Linked DNA regions of Mus musculus: region 1 is linked to region 2. Evidence: chromatin loops called from intact Hi-C (ENCODE). Cell type or tissue: gastrocnemius. All regions are shown on one strand. Each heading gives the region's core, and the rest is flanking DNA. Links, peaks and the distances in the headings are about the cores only.

Region 1 (11,911 bases), core at 2,094-10,093, 53 kb after region 2:
TGGGTGGTTGGAGGCAGTATGAGGGTCTGCACTTTTCCTGGGGTCCCTGAGAGGTCAGATGCCAACGAGGCCCAGGAAAGAGGGTAACTCTTGCTTCCTGGGAGTGAGGGCCCAAGAGGAAAGACAGCAGCTGGTGGGGCCAGGGACTCAGTCGGAGACGGGGCCACTGAGTTAGAGCGGGAGGTAACATGTGTCCCTCTTCACCCTCACAGCTTGAATGTCACAAGTTAATGGTAACAGTGCCTGCTTTTATTAGAATAGACTAGGGAAGGGAGGGACCCTGCCCCTAAGCATCTAGGTCTACCTGACACACACACCCTAGCCTCCTGGGGTAGCCATGCACACAGCAGACACCTGGTCAGAAACCTCCCTCTGCCACCAGGCCTGGGGCTTGATTTTAAACACTTCCAGAAACCAGGTTAGGGAGCCCAAGAGTTGGTGGCTTCTCTGCTACAGTTGGCTGTGTGAACAGAGAGGGGCCATGCTCCGGATATCCCATGCGACTTCTTAATATTGCATTGCAGAAGGAATACCCAAGCATCCAGAGCCCTGGGCAATCAGGGCACCAAGGGGCTTCACCGAAGCTGATTTGCACAGTGGGACTTAGTGTCTGTGGTCTCCTTTGCTGGCCAGCCTGGTCTGTGACAAGGACTAGAGCATGGGACGGGACCAGGGAGGACATGCCCTACAGAAGCCATGGACAGAGATGCTCCAGGGCACAGGGTGTGACAGGGCTCAACTGAGAGGCTGGCTGGGGGAAAGGAATGGTCTATCCAATACGCCACGTGATTTTCATAACTGAATCTCAGTTCTGGAAACCCATTCTACCTCATCATACCCAGGAGCTTGGCAGTGACCTCTAACATGTTGAACCAGAGTTGGCTCAGAGGACAAAGATGCTCGCTTCCAAGTTGGATAACCTGAGTTTGATCTCTGGAAGCCAGATGGTAGATAGATAATTGACTCCTGTAACTTGTACTCTGACCTCAACATGATATTTCCTGCCACGGTAAATAGATGTAATTTAAAAGACTCAGTGCCCTGGAGAAAAGGGACCCCAGGAAAAGGGTAGACCCTCACACTGCCTCCAACCACCCAATAAACAATGTCTGCTGTAGGGATCTGATGTGTGTCTGCAGACAGGAGATGAAGCCAAGTCCCTAAGCTCAGAGGGAGCTCTACTGACACCCATTCTCCCCAAACCCACTGCCATTACCTGTGTACACTCACAGATAACCCCACCCCTCAGAGGGATTGACTAAGGCCAATCAAGTACATGGCAGAATGCATAGCAGTTCCCCAAAGGCATCGCCAACCTTCTCACACGGTTTTCATCCCATTTCTGATTGGACTTAACTGAGTGACCTGTCCTCCAATTGTTCCTTATTCCATCCCTTGATTTGGAGGGATGATGAGACCCGGTGTTCTGAGGATGCTGGGGACGCCCTTGCATCCCCTTGTCTTCATTCCCGAATGACTCCTCATCACAAAGCACACCCTGGCAGAGGCTGCCATATGTGGGGATGTTGGTCACATTCTGACCACATCCTCCATAGCACGTGTTGGCTAGGAACAAAACCTAGGGCATCCTCATGTGTCTAGGATGCTGGGAGGCTTTCAGGCCAAGGCTGGGCAGGGTACCGCCCGGCAGCATGTGTGCAAGTGCTGGCTGCAGAAGGCTCTAGCACATGGGGACTGCTAGGCTCGGAGATGCTCTCAGCATTTGTAGCCATCCCTGACTGCATTCCCCGAGGCCCACAGGAGGGTCCAGGGCAAGCAGAGGGGCTGACCCTTCAGAATCCTTGCTAGCCTGGCCTTCTTGAGCCAAGGGCAGCGCTTGGGAGATTTCAGCCTCTGTCTCAGGGCTGTTCACATGCCTTTTGTTTACATTTGTTTATCTTGGGGGTGGAGAGACATGCTACAGCACATGTGTGGAGGTCAGAGGGCAGCTTACAGGAGTCAGTTCGCTCCTTCCACTATGCAGGTTCTGGAAAAGCACTTGGGTCTTTAATAGCAAATTCCCCTACCTGCTGAGCCCTACCTGCTGATCTGTCTTGTTGGCTGGTACGTGCCTCCTTCAAGGTTCTGTCCTGCGGAGAGGTGCTTTCTAGATGTAATTCTCTGAATCTGTCCCGTCCATAGTTGCAGTCTCAGAGGACAGGGAGCAGGGCCATGCGTACCCTTCTGTCTCATTCCAGCTAATGTAACTACTCAGAGCCAGCAGCTTCCGTTGCTGTACCAGTATGCCAGTCTAGCCTTAGCAAGGTTGAGACCCAAGGGTCACAGTCTGTAGGGGTTGCTGTACAGAAGTGGCAGATCGCCGGGTGGGTAGGGCTCAGACTCCCAACAGCCCTCAATCCAGACGTCTCTCTGCTTTGAGGATTGTTTATGTCTTACATAGCCCAGGCTGGCCTCAGACTTACTATGCAGCTAAAGACGAGCCTGGACTGCTGCCTGGACTCCCCATGTGGACCCTCTACAGGCAGGTCACCTCTCCTTTCCTTCCAAGGGCAGATCCTTGGGCTGCCCCTGTGGAAGGACGAGCACTGGGTGGCCCTCAGGGCAGAGCAGGGCTAGGAGTGTGGAGGGCGGAGCCACCACACACAGACACGCCAGCCAGCACAGCATTGAGTGTGCCGGCCCCAGCCTCAGCATGTATCTATCCCAGGCAGCCAGAATGCCATCCTATCCTCAATATCACCATGGCTACCGGAGAGAAGCCCGCCCCCGACTACGCCCCTCAGAATGACAGGTCGGATGAGATCAGGAACTCCAAGGAGATCTCCTCATAGCGTTCATGCTTAGTGCTCACTGTGTGTCCACTCCTAGGGAAACTCCACTTGGCTCCACCCCAAGCGAGAGAACTGAGAGGCCCTGGCAGGGACCAGAAAGCAGGCCACATGGAGGTTGGAGTGATGGCTCAATGTTTAAAAGCAATTACCGCTCTTATAGAGGAGCAGGGTTTGGTTCCCAGAATCCACATGGTGGCTAACAGTCATCTATATGTAACTTCAGGCCCCGGGGGATCTCTGACACATCCTTCTGGCTTCCTCCAGTACAGCATGTATGTGGTACATATGCTTATACACACACCAGGCAAATCACGTAAAAATAAATCCAGTTTTAAAATTATAAGGAGGTTATGTGAATGGCACTTATACCCAAGGAGACTGGTGGGACTGGGCCAGATGGGCACCACACCTCCTCCCCAGAGCCCAGCGGCTCCCACGGCTCTATGTGCTTGTTCCATGCAGAGTGGACAACTTGCCTGCTGGCTATGCAGGCCCCTGGATCTGATCTATGGAGCCTCTGTGGAGGCTGGGGGTCACAGGAGGGAAATACAATGGCTGATTGGGTTGGGGGATGCTCTAAGGGCAGCAAGGAGCAATAGCCAGCCAGGCAGCCAGGCTTAGATTTCAGCCTCTCCACGTCCCTTCCTGCAGCACACATGGATGGCCAAGACTCAGGAAGGTACCAGTCCTGTGTGCACCTGCATCTAGCCTGCTTTGAGATCAAAGGTTTTGGCTCCACTTCTGCTCTCTTGTCCTGTTTCCCAGCCCAACTAAGGCACCACACTGGGAGCCCCTTGTTTGATGGGTGGGAGCCCATCCCACCAGTGGGGACCCCAGCCACCTACTCCTCAGCCCCTCAAGGCAGTGGAGGCCAGCTGCAGTAAAGTCCTGTCACCCACTTAGTCCTGGAATCCAGAGAGCAGAGGACCCTGTTCAAGACAGGAGGGTGAGCGTGGAGGGGCCAGAGTCCTCCTGTCTCTGTCCAGCTCTGTCCTCACAGATGGCACCTTGGCCTCAGAACCTGCCAAGGCCAGCATGCAGAGCCACTTTTAGGTCAGGGCAGTGTCCCTACCAGGCACACACCTGCCTGCCTGGCATGGGGAACCTGGGCCACAGCCTCCATGGACACAGGGGCTTTTTGCCTGAGCTCGGTGGCAGACCCTGAGATGTGCCTGAGCCGCTGCTTTGGGGGAAGTCTGGCTCTATCTTCCTCCCCTCAGGATAGTGTGTGGGTTGGGATCTGAGGCTCTTCATGACACCAAAGCCTGAGAGAAGGCGCCTTTCTCATAGCTCCGAGACAGGTCTAAAGAGGCTGAGCCATTTGCCCAAAGCCACACAGGCAGAGTTGGCACCAGAAGGCATGCCAGGCTGATGTCATCTGTAGTGTCTGCCCTGCCTTGGGGAGACCTGTTGAGAATGGGATTCCCAGGCTCTTTGAAGCCCCCGTGGCCTGGGAAGAACTTCCTCCCTCCCCCCCAGTCCTGTGGCCTCCATCAGCTGCCCCAGCCAGTGCCCACGGCCTTGGCACTCACCGGGTGTGGTCAAGGCAGGGCCTGGGAACCTTGGGTCCCTCGGCTGTCCACAGCCCAAGTTCACGAGGTCACAGAACCACAATGTCTTGGCAGGGCCTCGTGCCTAGATCAGAGGCTGCAGGGGAATGAGTGGGTGCCCAATGGGCAGGCCACAGCCAGCTTCCGGCTCATGGGAAGCATTTGTGTAGCCCATCCCATGTTCTCTCACCCTACCCACTTTCCAGAAGACGTGGCAGGCAGGGGGCAAGGCTAGGGGCCTCCTTGGGAAGCTAGGACATCTGGTGTTTAGGACAAAGCCACATGGCCACAGCTGGCTCACAGGCTTCCCACATTCAGAACAGAGGACAAGGACAGAGGCACCTGGAAGGTGACTTTGTGGCAGGTATTCCTACACGATCCACTCCTCTGACCCCCATACCAAACCAGATAGGAAATAGTTACAGACTTTCTTCCTTCAGTAGATACCCAATGTGCCCCACCTCATCCCTGGCCTGCTCTTGGCCAAGGACCAACCCAGACACAAGTTGGAAAGTCCTAGAGACATCTGGGGACATTGTTCGGCCAATTCCCTCTGGGGTCTTTCCTGATCCCCTCCCAACTCCAAGGAGTTGTGGGGTGACTAGAATCCTGCTATGCATGTAGTATGTGCTTGGGCCAGGCAAGAGGCTTTACCAACACTACCAATGGAATAGCATTAGCCATTGCCAGGGGCCAAGGAGAGAGCTGTCTAGCACTGGTGCACGCCCCTGCACTGATCCTGGGCAGAGGTTCTGGTGACAGGGAGATGGGACTGACTGGGAAGACACAAGTGCCCTAGCCACGAGAGCAAGGTGTGTGTTCCATCTTAACAGAGCTAATGGCCTTTGGGGTGGAGGGCAGGAAGCCCCCCTGCATTGACTTCCCACAGGCTTCTCAGGCCTGCACAGCTCCCACAGGCTGGAATCCATGGCCACCTCATTCCTGGACAGCCAGCATGCCAGGAATGAGCCCAGCTGTTGGCCTGGCCTAGGTGGCCCCACATTCCCACTGTGGGACCACCCTGTCCAGCTGCTGCAGTCATCAGAGGAGAATGGGGAGGGGGCAGACAGGCAGCTGTCCCTGCCGATCAGATTGGTCCTGCCTGCCTGCCTGCCTGCCAGCACAGGCTGGGCACAGTGCTCAGGACTGTGAGCAGCCTGCCTCCAGCCTGAGTCACTACAGGCTGCTGGCTGGACCTGCTAGAGATGAGGCTCTCTCTCAGTGTCAGTGACTAGTCCCCCAAAGTACTGCTGAGACCCATCTTTCCTGCAGACTCCACACGGCTTCATTGGTTCCTAGACAGAGGTGAGGTGGGCAGGCATCTCTCTGGACTATCCGTGATGCACCGCAACCCAGCTCAGGAGTAGCAATTAGAGAGACTGAACCCCAAGTGCAGGGGCTGAGGGGGTCATCTTTATGAGTGCTAGTACTAATGTGTGGATGATACTGGGATTAGAACCCCAGATCTCAAGCGTGCTTAGCAAGTGTTCTACTGGCTACAGCCTTGGCAGCTTTTAGTTTTCTTTTGAGGTGAGGTATCAGTAAATTGCCCAGGCTGGCCGTGAACTTGTGATCTTCCTGCTTCAGCTTCCTGAGCAGCTAAAATTTGAGGCCTGGCGGGGACCAGTTTTGAACGCAATACACCCCCTGGTGCTGCCATGGAGTTCTGGAAGCTCAGATTCCAGAGGGAGCCAGGATAGGGAGGCCATGGAGTGAGCTGCGAATCTGAATCCGTGCACAGCCCACTTCCAACCCCAAACAGAGGAGCCCAAGACAGAGCAGCTGGGCCAGGGTAGCCAGGGAAAAGCCCAGTAAGGAAGCAAGAATGACCAGACGGCAGCAGCCCCAGGACCTGGTGTGTGGACAAAAGCCTACAGAAGCACTAAAGCTGGGGGGGGGGCACATTTGGGGGAGGTAGGAAAAGTTCCCCAGGCACTGGAGCTAATTTGAGTGCTGCTGTGAAGTAAGTGCAGGAGGCCAGGCCTCGGGGCGGGGCGGGTCCTTGCCCCCACCTGACTGCCGGGGCCTCCAGATGCCTGGGGGGGGGGCAGTTGCCCTAGTGCAACAGAGAGGGGGGGCTTGGTGATGGAGGGGGAGAAGAATGCTACCCAACACTACCCACCCTCCAGCCTTGGGGGTGCTGTTACTGTAGCCAGTGGGGAGCAAATCCCAGCCCAGGGTATGGAGGGGGCTCTGATGGGTCAGGGCGTTATGCACAAGACTGGGGTTCTGTGTTGGGTCTTAACTAGCCTAGCAGATGTGCCCAGGTAAGGGAATGTGGGCCCCCAAAGCTGGGGTGTTGCTGGTTGGAAGTGTAGGGCTGATGACCCAGGGCCAGCTGCAAGGGGGGCTCTCTGGCCAGGCTCCTGTCAGCTGCCGAGAACTGAAACTTGAGTAGAGTTGCAAGGCTTTGTGGGAATTTGAGGGAACCAAGGAAGTCCTGAAGTGTGTTCCCGGAAGGGACGGACCCCCCACCACACACCCATGCAATGCTGGTTGACCTCTCTCCACACACAGCAATTCTTTGTGCTCGCCACCTGTTGCCTCTGGGCGCAGAGGCTGGCCACAGCCTCAGTGCACATCTCTGTGGAAAGGGACCCTGGCAGGGACCACAGAATCCACATTCCCGTTCTGGCCAGTCCAGGACCATTCAGCAGCCAGTCTGAGGACTGCCAACAGCAGGAAAAACTGGGGACCTGGGCTTTACCCATCCTTCTTTGTGCCATGTTAAGAAGACAGGGTACCAGAGACTGACTGATCTGGGGACCACAGATCACTCCATCTCCAGGCGGATCCAGGCACAGCCGCTGGCCCGGTCAGGTCAAAGGCAGTGTGAACTGAGAGTGTGTTGGGCTACTCTGGCCTGGAGTTATTTTCTCTGGATTCTTAGGTCCTGTAGGGAAGCGTTGCAGCTCCTCTAGGACCACTGGGTAGAGACTCAGGCACCACCAAGACCAACCAGGGGCATAAGTGTTACAGACACTGTGGCTTTCTGCCCCTTCTCTCTGCCTCGTGCTCTGGAATAGAAAGACCTCTCAAGACTGGCCACCCTTAGGCTCTGGGAGGCTCCAGGGAGCACCTGTGATATGCTTCCAGACTGAAGGGACAGCCCAATGGCTGTTCCCGTGCCTCAGAGATGCTTCCAGTCCTGAACCATTTTGCTCACTGATGTGCAGGTCAGTCGCCCTCCCTCTGGAAGCCCCTAAACACAGGACACCCCTTCCTACAATGCTTCAGAGAGTGCGGCCCACCCTGGACACTGCAGGCCGCAGCTCTCAGGTTCCCCCAAAGACACTCCAGGCCAGTGGTCCCAGGAAAGCTATCCCAAAGCTAGAGGAAGGGATGCCACAGGGCTTACAAGCTTACCTGGGCAAGCAGCCCGAGGGCGAGGAGCAGAGCAGAACCCATTGAGGCAGTGGCGGAAGAGCCGAGGACAAGTGGCCGACTGGGCGGCCGGTGGAACGGGCGGTGGTGCTTCTTCTACCCCCACGCTGAGAGCATTGGGCTGAGTGACAGCGCAAGTGCTTGGGGAGCAGGCCAAGGGACTGCACGTGTGTGGTGGGGCGGGGCCAGGGCGGGGTCTGGGCAGGGCTAGGGCTGAGTGACTGCATGGGGGGCAGAGTCATGGGCGGGATCAGAGATGAGTGACAGCACATGTAGGTGGGCCTGGACAGCCACAAGAGTGTAGTGTGAAAGATGCAAGGCAGAGCCAGAGCAAAGTGATGGGGGGGGGGGGGCGATCTGAGTGACAGCATATGTGATCAGTGCCTGAGGGAGGCTCTGTAAAGTTTTGAGGTCAGCACATGTGTTGTAGGGGGCTCCTGGACTGAGTGACAGCATGTAGGGGGGCGGGGAGTGGACATTGGGGAAGAACTCAGCATGCCGTAGGCTGGGACTGAGGCCTGTGGCAGCTGTCCAGAGAGACCCAAGCTTGTAGAAGAATGGAGGGAGCCAAGCACAGTAGCCCATACCTTTAATATTAATCCAGAGGCAGGCAGATCCCTATGAGTTAGAGGCCAGATTGCTCTACATAGTGAGTTCTAGGCCAGCCCAGACAATGTAGAAAAACTGTCTCAAAAAACAAAAAGCAAAACCAAAAAACCCCAAAGTGGCCCCTAACCCAGAGGAAGGAGCAGGAGGATTGGGGGTCACGTTTGGATTGCCTGTTCAGGTTTGCTCTTCCAGAACACATCAGAGGCTCCTGAAGGCTGAGTGAAGGGCAAGAAAGACTGGCATGTGGCTTATTCTTAAGGGGTTCAGGCCCAGGTCTCACCCCACGGGCCACTCTGCCTTTGGCCAGAGCTCCTTTGCCTACCCCCTGCATCTCCCGCCACACCACATGTATGCAGCAGTCACCATGATTTTGTGGGATATCTTCTTTGCTGATAGCTTCTGGATGGCCCTCGCTGACATCAGCCGGCCATGGGCGTGATCCTTCTGGCTTGCACTGAAGAAGGCAGGAGACGTTACTGGATCCAAGGCCCAAGACAGGCACGAAGGGAGGGTGCCTGGTCCCTGCTGGTCCACTCCACTGTCCTGGACAGATCCCGCGGGCATTGGTAGAGACTTGGTTGATTTACATACATGACTGAGGTCCCAGTCCCTGACTAGAAAGGCTGCACCAGGCTTGTGCCCATGTTTCCTGAACCCCGTCAGCTTAGCCAGAGTTCCCAGCCCCTTCCCCAGGCAGTGTGTGGCCCAGTGGCCAGGGACTCCAGGCTGGTTGGGCTTTCCCTCCTCACTCTCTCCCTCAGGCCTCCATTGGTCCAGTGGCTTTAAACTACCCACAAGCTAGAGGCTTTCCAACTTGCCTGCGCTCACACCCATCTGACCCTATGCTGATCCGACCCCAATAGATCTGTATCAGCCTGGATGAAGACGTCCAGGTGGCTCTTGGTCCACCACAACACCTTTCCCCCCATTCTGCCCCAACAGCCGTTCTGACGCACAGCTGTTAGTTCACCTCCAAGTGCTCTTTGTCCACCCCTTTCCTCCACGGTCACCATGCTCTTTGAGGTGCCCTGCCTGGAGCATGCTTTCCTTCCGCTGTTACTTAGAGAACTCCTACGCATCCCTCAATGCCCAGCTCCACGGCTTCGGTCAAGGGAACACCCTCCCATCTCAACCAAGGTTGTTCCTTCCTCCTCTGGCCTCCTGCTGGGTGCAGCCCCTATATGGCTGGCCCTATATGCTGTCCTCTGGACTTGGGAGAAGGACAGGAAGAGGGGGGAGAGAGGAAGGATGTGGGGGAGATGGGGAAAGAGGGAGAGAGAATGAGAATTCCCACACGAGATCCTGCAGAGCAGATGAAACAGTCTGTAAACCCAGCACTGAGGGAAATAGGGAAGGAACTCATACAGGGCAGGAACCTGTAGGCAGGAGCCGATTCTGAGTTCATGAAAGAGTACAGCTTACTGGCTTGCTCTTTCTCACAGAACCTAGGACCACCAGCCCAGGAGTGACCCCACCCATCTGGATCCTCCCCCATCCATCACTACAGCCCTGGCTGCAGCCCAGTCTTCTAGAGGCATTCTCTCAGTTGAGGCTCCCTCCTCTCTGAGGACTCTAGCTTAAGTCCAACTGACACAGAAAGACCCAGCACAGTAGCCGGAGTCACATGTGGGTCCCTGGACTAGCCTGTCACCAGCACCTACCACTCTGCTGTTTGATGGGATGGTCGACTCTTCCTTCCTTTACATTGTCAGGTGTTTTACCACAGTGACAGAACAGAGCAGGGTTGACACCATCTATGCCTGGGGGGGGGGGTGGCCAGACTGTGTGTGTGGGAGCAGCCCTAATATTGATCTCCCCCACACATGAGAGGGTGGGGGAAGAGACCCCTTCAGGAGGACAGCCCCTTGGGGGCTCTGATGGCAAAGTTCTCTGGATGCCTGTGGGCCTCTGCCTCATGTTTCAGGTCCAGGAGTAAAACATACCCCATCCCTCCACATGGGAAGACACTCAGGGAGACTCGCCCCTGCTTCCCAGCCTTGCTTTAACTTGTTGCCTCAGACTGGGACTCAGGCCAAGCCCTTCTTTGGAGGAGTCTCTATGGCCCGGGGCCAGGGACCAGTCTCTGGGGAGCATATCTTCCCCAGGCCAGGTTCTTCTACACAGGAGTAGAGAGAGTGTGCTGGGTTCCCTAGACAAAGGTCCTGAGGGCGGTGTCAGAGGGGACAGTTGTCTGAGAAAGAGTTCTCTTCACTGTCAGATGTGAGGCTATCACCGACTCTCCTTTAAGACCACAAACCTCTAGCTGTGGCCCACTGTGACCCCCACACTGGGTAGCTCCAGACAGTCCCAGCAATGTCCCACCCTTCATGATCCCAGGTGTTAGGGGACAGAAACAGGCAGGGGAACCCTGGGTCCTGCACCCATGCTGCTGAGCCACCTCTTCAGATCTTCCCAGACTGAAGATACTCACTGGAACCCATAGGCCCCTTGCAGCCCAAGCCCTGATAAGAGTCTAGCTCTCTCAGGCTCCCCTGGGTAACCCTCTTTTCTGGCTTCTGTCTACCCCAAAGGCCTTGTGGCCAGAGGTCTCTGCTCACTGTTTTTGTTTGTTTAAACTTTTATTTATTTACTTATTTATTTATTTTGGTTTTTCGAGACGGTTTCTCTGTATAGCCCTGGCTGTCCTGGAATTCACTTTGTAGACCAGGCTGGCCTTGAACTCAGAAATCTGCCTGCCTCTGCCTCACGAGTGCTGGTTAAAAATTTATTTATTTAATGTATATGAGTACATAGTCTCTATCTTCATGCACACCAGAAGAGGGCATCAGATCTCATTACAGATGGTTGTGAGCCACTATGTGGTTGCTGGGAATTGAACTCAGGACCTCTGAAAGAGCAGTTGGTGCTTTTAACTGCTGAGCCATCTCTCCAGCCCCCTTCTGCTCACTGTTAAGAGATGCATCCATTCAAAGGAAAGGAAGCAGTCGTGGGCAGCCCAGTTTGTCTGTGAGAGCATAATTGAGGATGGGCAGGGACCAATCTGGGGGATTATCTTTAGTTAAAGAATTTTCAAGGCTAAGGTGATTCTAGCTTTTAATCCCAGCACTAAGGTGGCAGAGGCAGGTGGATTTTTATGGGTTTGAAACCAGATTATAGGGTAAAAAGCTCAAAAGCTTGAAATCCCACCAATCTCTGAGCTCAAAAATCCCACCAATCCCTACCCTGGAAACCTCCAGCCTGGAAGACTCTGTCCCCAAGAAACCCTCTATCAGCCTGCCTACTGCTTAGTTGTCAGCTGCTTCTCACCTGAGCAGAGGCAGCCATTCTCCTGTGGTTTTCCCAATAAATCTCTTGTGTGAGGTTAGTTGTGCAGTGTGACTTGTGTTTGTTGAGCAGTATGACTTTGTGGCATCCCTAGGCTCCCAACTACCAGGCTACCTTTCCCTTCAGAGCTGTAACACTTGCTGCGAGGAAATCTTCCAACCCTGGAGCAGAGTTGTAACACTTATTTTGATACTATAACTCAGAGAGGCTCTCCTGGTGCCTGCACTTCCCCTCGGGGTCTAAGCTGCAATAGGACCCGATCCTTCTTATCCAGTCCACCCACAACAGGCT
Region 2 (8,000 bases), core at 1-8,000:
TTGAAAGGTTTTTACAGACAAATGCTTGCAGTGCCCTAGGCCAATAGCTTATCCTTTCCTGACCAGTGTTCCTCCAGCGCCCTCTGCTGATAATGTACAGTTTAGCACTCATCCTTGATGACAAATGCGGTCTACCCCAGTAACACAAGGGGTACCCTCCCACCCTCATTCCAGTCAGGGTTCCTAGTAGCAAATAGTGAGCGTCCTTTACTGTGCCCTCAAGTGGCAAGAAGCTGGCTGGCCTTAAATGACCAAACCGTACAAACTTTTCCTGTTTCCCAGACCCTGCTGCCAATGGCCCAGCCCACTGGAGGTGCGGCTTCCCCAGTGCTTAGTCAGGACTGAGGGCATCCTGCCAAGAACAGTACAGTTTTGTCTGTTGTGAGTCAGCCTGATGAAAAAGCTTGCCCTCCCAAGGCTGTCTATCAGTGTTGTGATGCTTATGCCGCAGCTAGATGCTGTAGGTGTTCAGATAGACCTCAAGATGGAACATGCCTGCGATCATGATGCCCAGGAGCTGTGGACAGGAGCATGTCCTGACCCCCTGTGACACTGGCGAGACTGGGACATAACAGACCTGGTTGTCTGAGCCGGTACCCTCATCTCAGACTGTAAGACCATCTCCACTCCCTCAGGGCCTCTTCCAGACCAGGTCTTTGGTGTTGACCACATACATCACCTGGTGAGGAAAGGCTCTTCCTCCCACTCTCGGTCTGGTCTCTGTAGAGTTCCCGAGGCCTGGTGTGACATCACAACCTTTTGATCCTGGAGCATGGGAAGCAAGTAGATTCTATGACCTGCAGGCCACCTAGGGCTACTTTAAAAAAAAAAAAAAAAAAAAAACCTTCGTTATGGAATTACGTGATTTGCTTAAAATTTGGTCTCTGTTGAAAATTTTTCCACTAATTTAAAAATCTATAAATTACCCTACCTACCTTTCTAGGGCTCACACAGAATCCACCTGCCCCATTGCGTATGAAGTCAAAACTGGCTTCCCAGTACAGTGCTTCCTTGGAAGAAGGGAGAGAATTAACTTTTTCCACCGCTGTGCCTTTGAGCCTCTTTTCGGGTCTGTACAGCGTTCGGTCGACTCATGAGTCTTAGACACCCACTGAAGCGTTCATTCCTCGGGGCTTGATCCCTCAGTTCTTCTGTGGGAGAGGAAAAACTGAGGGATTCTCTTGCCATTGGCTATATGGAACTCGGAATGCTTGGTGTAAGAGGCTGTGTGTGTGTACATGTGCACACACGCTAATGAGGCTTTTCTGTCCTCTTGCTCACTAGATGGTGTAACTCTGGGCTGCATATTGGCAGATGCTAGACCATGGCAAGTGAGAAAGCAGAGTGCATCTGTCTGCCAGGTCACTGACTCACAGGCTAGGGCTTGGCAGGGAAAGGGCGTGGCGTGGAGAACCTGCTGATTGCCCTAATAACCACAGTGTGACTGCTTGTGAACAACCAGAGCCAAATAAAATGCTTCATGGACTTGGTGGTTGGTCTGGTATATTTCTCAGCCATTTGCCCTTTCCATTTTTTTCTTCACAGAGAAGACTGTGGACTAGCAAAGAAAGTAATTTCAGTTTCAAATTGTGTATTTTCCATAATTCAGAGGCAGATGGTCTGGTGGGCAAACCAGAACAAAGTAATATATCTACTTGATACGAAGGCTCAGGACTGTTATTTAGCATTTATAGCAATGAGACATCAAAATTAGCCAATGTGAAAGGTGTTTGGGGTTAGAGCACAGCAGAGATCCTTAAGGAAGACAAGAGGAGGAGTGACAGACATGTGAGTATAGGAGCCAGGTAGTGTGCTCCCAGCTCCACACTGAGGGCCGTGAGCCCTTGCCTGTGCTACTTCTGCCTCATCTGTTAGGATCTTAGTATTAGGAGGGGCTTCTGCTCCCAGCTGCTGGTATCCAGGTCTCAGTGCATGCCTGGATTTGTATTTCTGTATTTTTCAATCTTTAGCATGCATTTAGCATAGTAAGGGGCAGCTTGTAGATCGTGCTGCCTGCCTGTTGTCTGGGTCGAGACGCTCACATCACTTGTGTTCTTCTGGACTCATGCGGTGCAGTGAGAACCAGTGTTCCCCTCAGTTAGAAATTGGGAAACGACCTGCAGAGGTCATAGAAGCCAAGTTATTGTTTTCTTGAGTCTGGCCTCACTGCCACGCTACAGGTGACTAGTCCATTTCTCAGAAGGAGGAACAAGGTCTAGAAGGCCACCGCGCATAGCTAAGAGGGTCACGCATCTCAGCACAGGCTTTCTTAATTATGGCTGCCCTAAAAATGAAACAAAAAGATACCACTAAGTCAGGAGTGCGGTTTGCAGTCACCACTGTTACTCAATGAGGTTGTGCTGCGTGTTGGGCTGCTGAGAACACTCTGTTGAACCCTCTACCTGCTGTGTTAGGATTGGGACTTGGTGACCAGAAATACTGTAGCTAAGTTACTCTAGATTCCACGACTTGCTCAGATATTTGATGGGGAGGTTGTTTTGGGATCTGTTACGGTGTTCACTGAACTTGTTCCTGGTAGGAATGATGGCAAACTGCTCTGGAGAGTTTCACTGGCACCTGCAAGGAATTTACTGCTGTTTAAAATACCACCATGAATCAAGACCACACCTGCTTCTGGATTCTGAAGGCCCATACTTGTAAAAAGTGGTCTTGTTGAAAAAACCTAGAATTAAAAGCCAAGAATAAGCCCACACTGCGACGTGGACACAAGTGCATTGTCTCAGTCAGGTGACAGGCCCTGGAGTCAGGCCTCAGACACTGCACAGTGCCTGTCTTTAGGACCCATTGTCTATAAAAGAAGGCAGTCGCTATTGAAAGACTCCAGGATTGCTGGTAGATTCTAAAACAATTCAGAAGGCAGAAACCTGTTCCTCCTCTAGTAGGGTTGGATATGTGCTTCCATATACACTGGCAGGACCGAGGGTTTCTGGCCCCCAAGAAGAGCAAAAGTAAGGCTCTGGATGCCAGAACTCCTTCGTCAGGATTGCAGACTACAGGGGACAAAGCTGTTCCAAAAGGTTCTGCAAGGGATAACCTTAGAACCCCACTCTGATCTGGACAGAGTGAAAACTAGTAAAATGAACTAGGAGAAAGAATTGAGATCAAACATCTGGAAATGAAAATTATCAGTAAAATTAAAAATTCAGTGGCCAGGGCTGGAGAGATGACTCAGCAGTTAAGAGCACTGACTGCTCTTCCAGAGGTTCTGAGTTCAATTCCCAGCAACCACATGGTGGCTCACAACCATCTGTAATGAGATCTGATGCCTTCTCTTGGTGTGTCTAGAGACAGCTACAGTGTATATTTTTAAAAAAACAAAAAAAAAAGCTGGACATAATGGCGCACGCCTTTAATCCCAGCACTCAGGAGGCGGATTTCTGAGTTCCAGGACAACCAGGGCTATATAGAGAAACCCTGTCTCGAAAAACCAAAAAAAAAAAAAAAAAAAAAAAAAGTATCACTGTGAGAAAACACTCACTAAACAAGTTTGAGGGCTTGAATTCATGCCCCAGAGCCTGTGTACAGATCCTGGGTGGCATGTGTACAATCCCAGAGCTGGAAAAGTAGAGACACGTGGATATCTGGAACCCACTGGCTAGCCAGCCTAACCTGCTTGGCAAAATCTCAGGCCAGTGAGAGGCCCTGTTCCCCCAGCCCCAAAAGACCCCAAGGTTGACCTTTGACATACTGATGCACGCCTGCACGCACACTGACAAAACGATCAGTGAATTCATTGTAGCTGAAGACATCTCCTGGACGGAGCCATGACTGAAGTAGAAAATAAAAGAGAGACAGAGACATATATATATATATAAATATAAATGGATCTTGTCAGAGCCTCAGGGAGCATTTGCTGTAGTGTGAGCAGAAAGACATTATTGAAGAGCACTGGCAGAGTCCTAGGCCCCTGGCACCCCAGCAGCCAGGAGCTGGGTTTGTTGCCCTTTCCATCAAGGACTCTGTCCCTGGGAAAGCATGCTCTGTCCTTGCTGCCTTTCCTCCATGGATGCCGTCAGAACAGGCTGCCAGTGCAAGCCACACCAGCAGTCCAGGTGAAGGGCAGTGCTGAGTGATAAAACACAACTGTCTTACCTCAGAGGCCTGGCATGAGACGTGTGGGTGAGGAGGAAGATCCTGCAGAGAAGCAGAGTGCAGCACATTCCCTGTCTCTGGGTGTCCATCCCTCCTGTTCTCAGACCTTGGGCGGTACCCAAAGCAAAGACTAAACAGCACAGTTTTAAAGGGGGACTGTTGGATCCAGTTGGACAGCTCTCCCTGCTGTGGACTCCACCTGCCACTTATTCAACTGTCACCTTGGAGCTCTCAGTGGTCTACTTCGCGGTGTAGCAGACAATATGTAACTGTGACAGTGGGTGTGGAGCTGGGTCACCCTCTTTTCAGGGGTGCAGGCCCATGTCAGGCAGCTCAGACAGTTTTGGACACAGAACTTTCAGTGTCCTTTGGTGTCCTTCTTTTACCCAGAAGCCTGATATAGTACCTCAGTCTGCTAAGCACTCAGGTTTGCCGGACTTTGAGACTGGGGAGTGAAATTGGACAGTTGTGCGTGCCAGTTGTTGCAGTGAAGAGACTTGAGGAGAAGCCCATTTCATAACTGTTGCCACCCACTCCCATTTAGACAAGGCTGATAATATTTAAGCTGTTCGGCTGAGAAGTTGCTGTTCAGTGGGAGGGGAGCAGAGCGGTTTTTGTGGTGTTGCCTGTCCCTGAGCATCTTTAAGAGGAGGTAACGTCCTCCCTGGTTGAGCCCGAGCCCAGCAGCAGCTGTTCTGCAGGATGAGCAAGCCGGTCTTGTGTGCTGCTCAAGGTAATGGCTCAGCCTTGAGCCTCTGAGTGACTGCTAAAGTACATGTGCCTCCGACTGCCTGAGGGTCCTTTGTTATCTTTAAAATAACAAGTATGTGGCCTGGCATGGCAGCAAACTCCTTTAATCTCAGGAGGCAGAGGCAGGCCCATTTCTTTAGTTCAAGGTTAGTCAGGGCTACATGGTAAGACGCTGTCTCAAACAAAAACCAAGCATGTTGGTATGTCATACGTGTGTATAATGCTGGCCCTTGTGGGGGCAGAGGCAGGGTGTAGGCGTTACAGCCTGGGCTCTATGAAACTGTTTTAAACAAACAAAACAAAGATGCCACCTCTAACTTAGTTGGCAGGGTTAGAGACTCAATACAGTGCCAAACTTTATAAAAATAAACTGTGCTCTCTGCTGTGAAGACACACTAACCCGCACTGTGCCAACCACAACCGCACAGAAGCAGAGCTGACCCTTGGCTGTCTCTTGGAATTGTTAGTGCACGTAGCAAATGTAATTTGCAGGAGTGTGTCACACATACTGTGCGCAGTCTTTCTGAGGGTGGCATGGTTTCTGAGATTCAGTTCTCATTAATTTTTTTTTAATTTTCTCATATTTATATATCATGGCTTATTTAAAATTAGCTGCTGTGGCCTAAAGTGTTTTGGGGGAGTTTTACCATGAATTGTTAAACAGGCGCGTGTCACCGCCTACAGGCTTATAACATTAAAAATCTTCTAAGTCACCAAGCCATGGATTTAGTTTTTAAGAAGGCAGTCTTGACATGCTTGTAAAGAGCTAACAGTCTGTCAGAACACTTGGTAGTAAGGTGTTGGAGGTTGGGGCCTGAAGACACCCAATTGGAAGAGAGGGACAAGTACTGACAAAGCTGAGGAAGTCTCCATCATGTGGTCACCTAGGCTGCTTTCTTAGAGTTGTCACCTGCTCTAGAGGCAGGCAGACACTGTTTTCAGAAGCCAGCCCATTCCTGCAGAGGGTTTCTTGACTGGAAAGGAAGACAAGTCCTACAGGTACCATCCCCAGGCTATGTAACTTGTACCCTGTGGCCTGGGGAACCTTGAATCCCGCTTAGCCCTGCTCCGGGGCTGACTCCAGATCTCCACCCACAAGACAGGTGCAGTGAGGCAGGATTCAAAGCGAGAGCCTTTGTGTTCCCAGGTCATGGACTCTGGGGGCGTCTTTCTCCATACCCCACCTCTAACGAGCAGCAGCACGGCCTTCAGTAGAGGTTGGCAGGCCATTTGTCAGTGGTCAGAGGCGCCCAGGACCTGCCTGTTAGGAGCGGTTAAGATGGAACAGCTGAGCTGTTACATCGTTCTTGTTAGTGCTCTGTGTTGATGCCTTTAGATGCCTCCAGCTCAGTCCATGTTGTGGTACTGCAAGGCTGGTACGGTCCTCGAAGCACCATGGCATGAAATGGAGGTTCCTAGAAGCAAGAAGAAAGGTACAGTACTGACAAGTTGGCCTTGATTTATTTACATATATTAAACTGTGTCTGCCATTTTATATGTGCACTGTTTGTTTGGAGGAGGGCTGGGAAGGAGTTTAACTGCAGACACGACTAATAATAGTGACCTGTCCCATGTGGGCCAGGCCAGTGATGTTGAACCATCCTACTGCCTTTGTGTGTGGCGCCTGTAGGAGCAAGTGGTTGATGGAGATGGAGACTTATCTGATGGGCTGACAACAGGGTATTACACTGTGTCTCTCACAGCTACTGCTCACAGAGTGGGGTGCTGCCAGTGCTCGCAGCACGGTCACTTCCCCTCATAGGCCTTCCTTGTTGCTCTGTAAGTGTTGGGTGGAATGAAGGGGCTCTGTAACGTTAGTTACAAATCCAGCTTTGAGGATTGGGCATGAAGTCTCCCCTCCCTTTCTCCCTCACCTGCCACACAGAGAAGCAGGGTCCCGAGCGGAAGAGGATCAAGAAGGAGCCTGTTGCCCGGAAGTCCGGGCTGTTGTTCGGCATGGGGCTGTCTGGGATCCGAGCTGGATACCCTCTCTCTGAGCGTCAGCAGGTGGCTCTGCTCATGCAGATGACTGCTGAGGAGTCTGCAAATAGTCCGGGTGAGCATGGGCACTTCACTGGTTGGTTCCTTGGATGGGGAGAGAGTGGCTCTACTTGGCAGTGGTCCTGTATGGATCCCCTTTCCATAATGAAAATGGTTGGGTCTTGAGGTTCCCATGAAACAAAGCTGCCTTCTGTAATGTCCTGCCTGTTTCCTCCTTGGCCTGCAGTAGACACAACACCAAAGCACCCTTCCCAGTCTACAGTGTGTCAGAAGGGGACCCCCAACTCTGCCTCAAAAACCAAAGATAAGGTGAACAAGAGAAATGAACGCGGAGAGACCCGCCTGCACCGAGCAGCTATCCGAGGGGATGCCCGGCGCATCAAGGAACTCATCAGTGAGGGCGCGGACGTGAACGTCAAGGACTTTGCAGGTAGGTCTGGGCCGAGCCCCGTGCGAGGGTGGGCCCCAGAACATTGGAAGAAGTGTGTTTGTGGAGTATGCTTGTTTCTGTGCTGACTGACAGCCACACAACACAGTTTGATTTGCCGCTAAATTAGTCTCTGGAAAAGTATTTCAGGATCTTTTTCTTATTGGGGGCGGGGGGGGTAATGGAGTACGCTTTAACTATTTCCTTCCACATCGGGAGGCCTTGGGCTAGTGATCTAAGTGTCCAGCAGAGGCCACTGCCACTCTGCTGCAGACTAAGCACACTTGCTGCTTCCTACAGAGGCTGGAGCCGCCTCCCTAGATGTGATATAGTGCAAGGCTCTTAACATTGAGTGGTTTTTGTGATTAGGGCACTTGGCTGCCTTTTGAAATGTGCTCCCCCACCATGGTGCAGCACACCAGGAGAACCATGTATTCACAGTGCAGTGACCACTGGAGGCCGAAGGGCTGGGGATGTGACCAGAATTCATCATACACATGTCTGAAATTCTGTCTCAGAGAGGAGAGTGAGGAGGACTCAGTCAAACTCAACTTCCCTGCTGCCTAGTTCATGATTGTTTGATTCTGTCTGATATAGCACATTAGTTTAAAACAGTTTTCATTTTCTGACTGTTAACCTGTGCACAAATTTTCTGCCCAAGTATAATTATTTCAAAAAGTTTTAAATCTGCAAACTTAGCAGGCTAGAT

The links. Peaks named below come from ENCODE experiments on the same cell type or tissue, not always from the same donor. Only the 100,000 strongest peaks of a DNase experiment are listed, where the experiment ranks them.
Region 1: a loop joins it to region 2, with 2.1 times the contacts of the local background. A loop is called at or near these places in 2 of 42 quality-filtered maps.

The regions. Positions count from the first base shown.
Region 1 is chr8:122,844,327-122,856,237 of GRCm38, reverse strand. Cdh15 (cadherin 15) reads right to left here and starts at 7,864. Exons shown (of 14, transcript NM_007662.2): 1 at 7,709-7,864. The coding sequence starts at 7,750. In gastrocnemius, for the core only: no CTCF peak of the experiment used is centred there; DNase peaks (open chromatin) are centred at 4,143, 5,450, 7,905, 8,214 and 2 more places; H3K4me3 peaks cover 2,011 bases; H3K27ac peaks cover 1,106 bases.
Region 2 is chr8:122,898,898-122,906,897 of GRCm38, reverse strand. It overlaps Ankrd11 (ankyrin repeat domain 11), which reads left to right. Exons shown (of 13, transcript NM_001081379.2): 5 at 6,749-6,919; 6 at 7,091-7,294. Gm39273 (a long non-coding RNA gene) reads right to left here. Exons shown (of 4, transcript XR_003947488.1): 2 at 936-6,278; 3 at 1-817. Among named protein-coding and RNA genes, the nearest start is that of Gm39272, 31 kb to the left of the region's middle. In gastrocnemius, for the core only: no CTCF peak of the experiment used is centred there; DNase peaks (open chromatin) are centred at 107 and 308; H3K4me3 peaks cover 696 bases; H3K27ac peaks cover 5,960 bases.